2 separate regions of the Homo sapiens genome follow, and region 1 is linked to region 2. Evidence: chromatin loops called from intact Hi-C (ENCODE). Cell type or tissue: GM12878. All regions are shown on one strand. Region 1 overlaps ZNF433-AS1 (ZNF433 and ZNF878 antisense RNA 1). Region 2 holds the start of ZNF878 (zinc finger protein 878).

Evidence for each region. Hi-C counts contacts between places; a loop is a spot of excess contacts. Peaks named below come from ENCODE experiments on the same cell type or tissue, not always from the same donor. Only the 100,000 strongest peaks of a DNase experiment are listed, where the experiment ranks them.
Region 1: it touches region 2 in a loop (2.9-fold over the local background); 1 of 110 quality-filtered maps calls a loop at or near these places.

What each region holds. Positions count from the first base shown.
Region 1 is chr19:11,998,810-12,002,809 of GRCh38, forward strand. All of the region lies in intron 1 of ZNF433-AS1 (ZNF433 and ZNF878 antisense RNA 1), which reads left to right. Among named protein-coding and RNA genes, the nearest start is that of ZNF433-AS1, 13 kb to the left of the region's middle. RefSeq lists an enhancer at 1,885-1,934. In GM12878, no CTCF peak of the experiment used is centred here; a DNase peak (open chromatin) is centred at 1,892; H3K4me3 peaks cover 1,833 bases; H3K27ac peaks cover 1,427 bases.
Region 2 is chr19:12,050,890-12,054,889 of GRCh38, forward strand. It overlaps ZNF878 (zinc finger protein 878), which reads right to left and starts at 2,072. Exons shown (of 4, transcript NM_001080404.3): 1 at 1,910-2,072. The coding sequence starts at 1,912. RefSeq lists a silencer at 1,668-1,717 and an enhancer at 1,906-2,411. In GM12878, a CTCF peak has its summit at 1,751 (motif pointing left); DNase peaks (open chromatin) are centred at 1,409 and 2,062; H3K4me3 peaks cover 1,868 bases; H3K27ac peaks cover 974 bases.

The DNA of each region.
Region 1 (4,000 bases), 52 kb before region 2:
TTAGTATACCATTGCTTATACCATGGAACAGGATGTTATTTTCTAAGGCTAAATAATATTCCATTGTATGTATATGCTTACCACATTTTGGTTATCCGTTCAGCCATCAATGGACATTGATGGATTGATCCACCTCTTGGCTATTGTGAATCATGGTTTTCAAATATCTCTTCAAGATCCAGTTTTCAATTTATTTGAATTGAATAAAAATAGACCTGGAAGGCCGGGCGCAATGGCTCATGCCTGTAATCCCAGCACTTTGGGAGGCCGAGGCGGGCGGATCATGAGATCAGGAGATCGAGACCATCCTGGCTAACATGGTGAAACCCTGTCTCTACTAAAAATACAAAAAATTAGCCAGGGGTGGTGGCGGGTGCCTGTAGTCCCAGCCACTTGGGAGGCTGAGGCAGGAGAATCGCTTGAACCCGGGAGGCGGAGCTTGCAGTGAGTCACAGTGAGCCAAGATCGCACCATTGCACTCCAGCCTGGGCGACAGAACGAGACTCCGTCTCAAAAAAAAGGACCTGGAAATGGGTTGCTGGAGGATAACATTTTTTAAATTAGCTTTTGAGTACCACCATACTGTTTTCCATAGAGGTTGAACCATTTTACATTCCTTTGGACAGAACACATGAGTTCCAGTTTTTCAACATTCTTTCCAAAACTTTATATTTGGGGTGTTTGAATTTTTTTCTTTGTAGTTGAGTGTAGGAGTTGATTATATTTTCTGAATATTAAGACCTTGCCAGATGCATGACTTGCTTATATTTGCTCCAATGTCATGGTGATACCGACGTGTTGGGAAGGGAAGAGCGTGGTCCCTTTAAATAATACAGAAGTGGGTAAGGGAAGTGCTGGGTAGAGGAGGGTGTGATCCCTGGCTAGGGCTCCACCCCCACAGACCTAGGTGAGGACAGTTATTTCCTGCCCAAATGTTGCATTTCCCAAGACCACCCTGGCCCACCATGCCCCATTCTGGGCCTATAAAAACCCCAGACCCTAGTGGGCAGACACACAAGCAGCTGGTTGTCAAGAGGAGCACGCCAGCAGAAGAGCACACTGATAGGCACTGGCACACCAGCAGGCCATCAGCTGGCGGATGAGGCAGTCCATCAACTGGCGGGGCTGGTGGGACAAGGCAGAGTTTGGCTGAGCCAGGGCCGTTGAGCAGCCCAGCTCCCAGGAAGACCATCTCGCTTCTGGCTCCCCTATCACTTCCACTCAATAAAACTATTCACTCATTCTCCAAGCCCACGTGTGATCTGATTCTTCTGGTACACTAAGGCAAGAACCCGGGATACAGAAAGCCCTCTGTCCTTGCGACAAGGTAGAGGGTCTCATTGAGCTCATTAACACAAGCTGCCTATAGGCAAACTAAAAGACCACCTGTAACACACGCCCCCCACTGGGGCTTCAGGAGCTGTAAACATTCACCCCTTGACACTGCTGTGGGGCTCCACTGCTGTGGGGTCGGAGCCCCACAGCCTGCCCATCTGTATGCTCCCCTAGAGGTTTGAGCAACGGGGCACTGTAGAAGCAAGTCACACCCCATTGCACACCTGCTAGGGGAACAAGGGAAACTTTCCCTTTTCGGTAGGGTGCCTTTTCCCTCTGTTTGTAGTGTCGTCTCATGGGCAAAAGTTTTAAATTTTGATAAACATTTGCTTTTTGTTAAGACTGAGCTCCCTGGAGGTTTTACCTCTGAACCTTGTCCCCATTCAGCCTTCAGCAGTTCATCAATTACAATTTAAGTTTTTCTACCACAATACTGTTTCTCACAAAGGTTTCTGCTCTTCAGTTTTTGATTTAGTTAGTTATGACTCATCAATTAGGTTGGTTGAGTCCCTTGCAAAAATCGAGTTGTGGTTTTTTTTGTTTTTTCTTTCTGCTAATTGAGTCAGAACAAATTCTCCCTTTCAGGTATCCTCAATGGTTAAACTTTGTGAACAGGCATTTTCAAGGAAACACACTCTCAGGACTGCTAATGTTAACATTTTTCTGCATATGAATTCAGAGGACTTTGTTATGACAGGCGCTGTAGACACACACTACAGACAGACATTAGGGACAGCCCAGGCAGCGTGCTTTTCTTTCTGGATTCACTGAAAAGACATTTCCTGTTCTGCTGTTGGTATTGCTTAGTTCAGTTTTAGCATCAGAATCGCTTTATGGAAGAAAGTGGGTATACACCAAGTGATAACCAAGTCATGGAATAAATGTCTGGAGTCCACAGCATCATGGGAACTTCTTAGGAATAGAGTCTAGGCCCCCAGTGCTGTCAGTCTCACCCATCCTCCTTTACATGTGTGAGATGTTTTAGGACTCAGTGGTCTTTGAGGATGTAGATGTGAGCTTCACCCAGGAGGAGTGGGCTTTGCTGGATCCTTCCCAGAAGAATCTCTACAGAGATGTGATGCAGGAAACCTTCGGGAACCTGTCCTCTATAGGTGAGGGTGACAATATTACTTCCTTCCTTCAGCGAATTAGAAAACATGGTTTTTTTTGTTTTTTTTTTTTGAGACGGAGTCTTGCTCTGTCGCCCAGGCTGGAGTGCAGTGGCGCAATCTCGGCTCACTGCAAGCTCCGCCTCCTGAGTTCATGTCATTCTCCTGCCTTAGCCTCCCGAGTAGCGGGGACTACAGGCGCCCGCCACCGTGCCTGGCTAATTTTTGTATTTTTAGTAGAGACAGGGTTTCATTGTGTTAGCCAGGATGGTCTCGATCTCCTGACCTCGTGATCCGCCCCCCTCGGCCTCCCAAAGTGCTGGGATTACAGGCGTGAGCCATCGCACCCGGCCGAGAACGTGTTTTTAGCTCATTAATGCTGTTCCACGATTTGGAAATATGGACAGGGAATATGTCAGTGAATAAATGAGGCACGGATGCAGTGTACCATGAACATAGAATATTATTTTTATTATAGCTTTATACTAATTAAGACTATTTTCCTGGTTCTGTATTTTAGGAAATAAATGGAAAGACCAGAATATTGAAGATCACTACAGAAATCTAAGGTAATTTACACTTACAAAATGAAGCAATGTCTTTCTAGAAAATCTTAGAATGTGAGACTATGTTTAAAAAAAAAAAAAAAGGCTGGGCGCGGTGGCTCACAGCGCATTTTGGGAGGCTGAGGCAGGCGGATCACAAGGTCAGGAGATCGAGACCATCCTAACACGGTGAAACCCCGTCTCTACTAAAAATTAGCAGGGCATGGTGGCACGTGCCTGTAGTCTCAGCTACTCGGGAGGCTGAGGCAGGAGAATTGCCTGAACCTGGGAGCAGAGGTTGCAGTGAGCCGAGATCTCGCCATCGCACTCCAGCCCGGGCGACAGAGTGAGACTCTGTCTCACAAAAAAAATAAGAAAAGCAAATGAAGGAAATAAGCCCAGCATCAAATTTGTTTATTTATTAGAATAATAATTATTTTTTCTTTCTGAGACAGAGTTTCACTGTTGCCCAGGCTGGAGTGCAGTGGCATGATCTCGGCTCACTGCAACCTCTGCTTCCCAGATTAAAGCAATTCTTGTGCCTCAGCCTCCTGAGTGGCTGGGATTACAGGAGGGCGCTACCACCCCTGGCTAATTTTTGTATTTTTAGTAGAGACAGGGTTTCATCACCTTGGCCAGGCTGGTCTTAAACTCCTGGCCTGAAGTGATCTGCCTACCTCGGCCTCCCAAAGTGCTGGGATTACAGGCATTAGCCGCCGCGCCTGGCCACTTTTTCTTTTTCTTTTTCTTTTTTTTTTTTTTTTTTGAGATGGAGTCTTGCTCTGTCGCTCAGGCTGGAGTGCGATGGCCCAATCTCGATCTCCTGACCCTGTTGATCTGCCTGCCTTGGCCTCCCAAAGTGCCGGATTACAGGCGTGAGCCATCGCGCCTGGCTGCCACATTTATTTATTCTTAACACATTTTATCTAAAATCCTATATTTCAGTGTGACATAAACTGGGCACAGTGGGTCACACCTGTAATCCAACTATTTGGAGGTAGAGGTGGAAGG
Region 2 (4,000 bases):
CGAGACCATCCTGGCTAACACGGTGAAACCCCGTCTCTACTAAAAAATACAAAAAAATTAGCCGGGCGCGGTGGCGGGCGCCTGTAGTCCCAGCTACTTGGGAGGCTGAGGCAGGACAATGGCGTGAACCCGGGAGGCGGAGCTTGCAGTGAGCAGAGATCGCGCCACTGCACTCCAGCCTGGGTGACAGAGTGAGACTCCGTCTCAAAAAAAAAAAAAAAAAAAAAAAGAAAAGAAAAGAAATTAAAACCCCTTGCAAAGAAAATTTTAAAGTCCTGGGCCGGGCGCGGTGGCTCACGCCTGTAATCTGATACAGGAGAATCGCTTGAACCGGGGAGGCGGAGGTTGCAGTGAGCCGAGATTGCGCCATTGCACTCCAGTCTCGGCAACAAGAGCGAAACTCCGTCTCAAACAAACAAACAAAAAAACCTGTAACTAAATTGTATAATTAATTTAGTTGTACTAATTAGTTGTATTAAATTAATTGTACAATTAATTTAGTTGTACTAATTGTTGCGATAATTAAATTTCTTTGTTTTTTGCCTATATAAGAAGGAGCTTAACTTTTTTTTTTTGAGACAGTCTCATTCTTTCACCATGGCTGGAGTGCAGTGGGGCATTCCACTGTAATCCCAGCACTTTGGGAGGCCGAGGAGGGTGGATCACGAGGTCAGGAGTTCGAGACCAGCCTGGCCAATATCATGAAACCCCGTCTCTACTAAAAATACAAAAATTGGCCGGGCGCAGTGGCTCACGCCTGTAATCCCAGTACCTTGGGAGGCCGAAGTGGGCGGATCACAAAGTCAGGAGGAGTTCAAGACCAGCCTGGCCAATATGGTGAAACCCGTTTCTACTAAAAATACAAAAATTAGCCGGGCGTGGTGGCTGGCGCCTGTAGTCCCAGCTACTCGGGAGGCTGAGGCAAGAGAATCGCTTGAACCCGGGAGGCGGAGGTTGCAGTGAGCCGAGATGGCGCCACAGCACTTCAGCCTGGGGCGACGGAGCGAGACTCCGTCTCAAAAATATAAAAATCTGGTAAAATAAAAACAGGTCTTTTGGGGAAGGGGGCGGGGACTGGGATGGAATAACGTGGCAGATAACAGCCCTCCTTCCTACAGCCTCCAAATTTTAGACAAAGCTTTACACACTCTCAACCAACTGCCACCTACAGAATCCCTCCACCACCTGTGCCTTCTAACCCCGCTTCCATGTGTCCCGCCTTTCGGCCAAAGGAACTTACACCTTCCCGGCACTGATTCATCATTTTCCTGCAATTCCTGTCTCCCTGAAATGAATAAAACCAAACTGTCAGGAGCTGCCTCGGGATTGCTTACTCCAGACTTCGCGGGGTTGTGTTTCCCTCAGCCGAGGTCTCTCCTATTCGGCTCAGAATAAACTTATTCTACACGATTTGGGTTTTTCCGTTACCAAACCACAAGCCAGGACTGGGAGTTTCTCATTCATTAATCGCTGTTTGCTAAAATAAACTCTCATTTTTTAACAGTGCCTCAGTTTAATTTTTAACTGGAAAAAAAAAGGAACTGGGGACCCCACAGCCCACAGCTCCTCCCACACGAACCCCACACCCGAGGCAGGATCCCCCATGACCCTTCCATGGTCACCGCACAATCTGGGGAGACGCGGGGCTGCGGGCGCGGAGCTGCTCAGAGAGGGAGCCGGGGCCGGGGCCGCAGTCGCCGCGCAGGGACCGGACAGGACGCCCGGGGTCCCGGCTGCCGGCCCAGCTCCACCCAGCGGCCGAGGGGACCGAGGGCCGAGCTGCGCTAGGGGGACTGTGTCTGGAGCCCAGAGTCGCTGCAGGGGGGCCCGGGCCCCGCCACAGCGGGTTCCTCTCGGTTCCACCCAGTCCCTCCTTTCGCCTTGGGACTCCCCAGCACCGCATGCTCACCATTTCCTGGCTTCCAGGTATTCTGGCGTCCTCTCTAAAGGTCCCGTGAACAGTGCAGGTCACAGCGCAGTCGACAGAGCAACAGCAGCTACGGCGGAAGTAACTGGTCCCTCTCGGAGCAAGAAAGCCCCAGACCTTAACTAGCGCGAGCAGCCCTAGGAGTGAAGAGAGCGGGAATGCAACCTCCCCTTCCCTGGAGGACAGTGGCAGGGCCCCGCCCTAGCGCCCCTGATTGGATAGGGGTCTAGACTCCGCCCCCTTCCCTGAGTGACAGCAGAAGCCCCGGGTAACTGGGCGCTGCAGAGCCGAAGCGACTGGTTCTGGCCACACTTTCCAAGGTCAGCTCCCTCCCTCCCTCCCACCTTTACTTCGAATATTTGCCTTCGGCCAAACTTGCTCCGAACTGCTAGAAGGGACACTGTTGTCTTCCTCACTCCGTGGGCCGTCCCTGCCCCTTCATCCTACACGGGACACAAGTGTGCAGGGAATTCCAGATTCAGTGTCCACAAAATGTGAAAGACATTAAAATATTTTGCCCCAAGATATTGCCCTGCCAAAATATATTTCTTTGACAGTTTTGAAATGGCTGCTGCTTGGCCAGCAAACAAAAGGTGGCCTTGCAAAACTGTCTTTTGAGGGGGAAATTTACATTTGTAGAGAATCTCCGTTAATGAAGCACTGCCAGCTCCCCCGTTCTTTTCCTTTCCCTGATCTAAAAGCTATTGAGAGTTTGACACCTTTAAAATCTGAAGAGAGGTAGCACATGGTGACTCATGTCTATAATCCCACCACATTGGCAAACTGAGGCGGAAGGATCCCTTGAAGCAAGGAGTTTGAGGCCAACATCATCAACACAGCGAGATCCCTGTCTTTCTTTCTTTTTTTTTTTTTTTTTTAGACAGTCTCGATCTGTCGCCCAGGCTGGAGCACAGTGGCACGAGATCTTGGCTCACTGCAACCTCCGCCTCCCAGGTTCAAGCGATTCTCCTGCCCCAGCCTCCCAAATAGCTGGGATTACAGACATGCGCCACCACGCCCCGCTAATTTTGTATTTTTAGTAGAGACGGGGTTTCTCCATGTTGGTCAGGCTGGTCTCGAACTCACGACCTCAGGTGATCCGCCCGCCTCGGCCTCCTAAAGTGCTGGGATTACAGGCGTGAGCCACCTCGCCCGCCGATCCCTGTCTTTATTATTTAAAATTTTTTTAAATGGCCGGGCGCTGGCCGGGCGCAGTGGCTCACGCCTGTAATCCCAGCACTTTGGGAGACCGAGGTGGGCGGATCACGAGGTCAGGAGATCGAGACCATCCTGGCTAATACGGTGAAACCCCGTCTCTACTAAAAATACAAAAAAAAAATTAGCCGGGCGTGGTGGTGGGCGCCTGTAGTCCCAGCTACTCGGGAGGCTGAGGCAGGAGAATGGCGAGAACACGGGAGGTGGAGCTTGTAGTGAGCAGAGATCGCACCACTGTACTCCAGCCTGGGCCACAGAGCAAGACTGTGTCTCAAAAAAACAAAACAAAACAAAACAAAAAACCAGTGGCCGGGCGCAGTGAGACCAGGTCTCTACCAAAAAGATAAGTAAATAGATTAGGGCCAGGCATGGTGGCTCATGCCTGTAATCCCAGCACTTTGGGAGGCCGAGGTGGGTGGATCACTTGAGGTCAGGAGTTTGAGACCAGCCTGGCCAACTTGACGAAATCCCATCTCTACCAAAAATATAAAAATGAGCTGGGTTTGGTGGCACACACCTGTGATCCCAGCTATTCGGGGGGCTGAAGCAGGACAATTGCTTGAACCCAGAAGACGGAGGTTGTAGTGAGCAGAGATTGCACCATTACACTCGAGCCTAGGTGACAGAGTGAGACCTTGTCTCATAAAAAGGAAAAAAGTCTATTCTCTGGGGGAGACATCATCTACGTAACAGTCCACCTCTAGCCAAGCCTCTTCCTTTCTCAGTCTACTAAGCTGTCTTGCTACTAAACCTAATTTACTGACCTCAGGTCGCTATATAATCTTCTCTGTCTTATAGCTGGGTGTGTCTTCATTCTGAAGGTTCCCATGTATACATGTTAAATACATTTGCATGCCT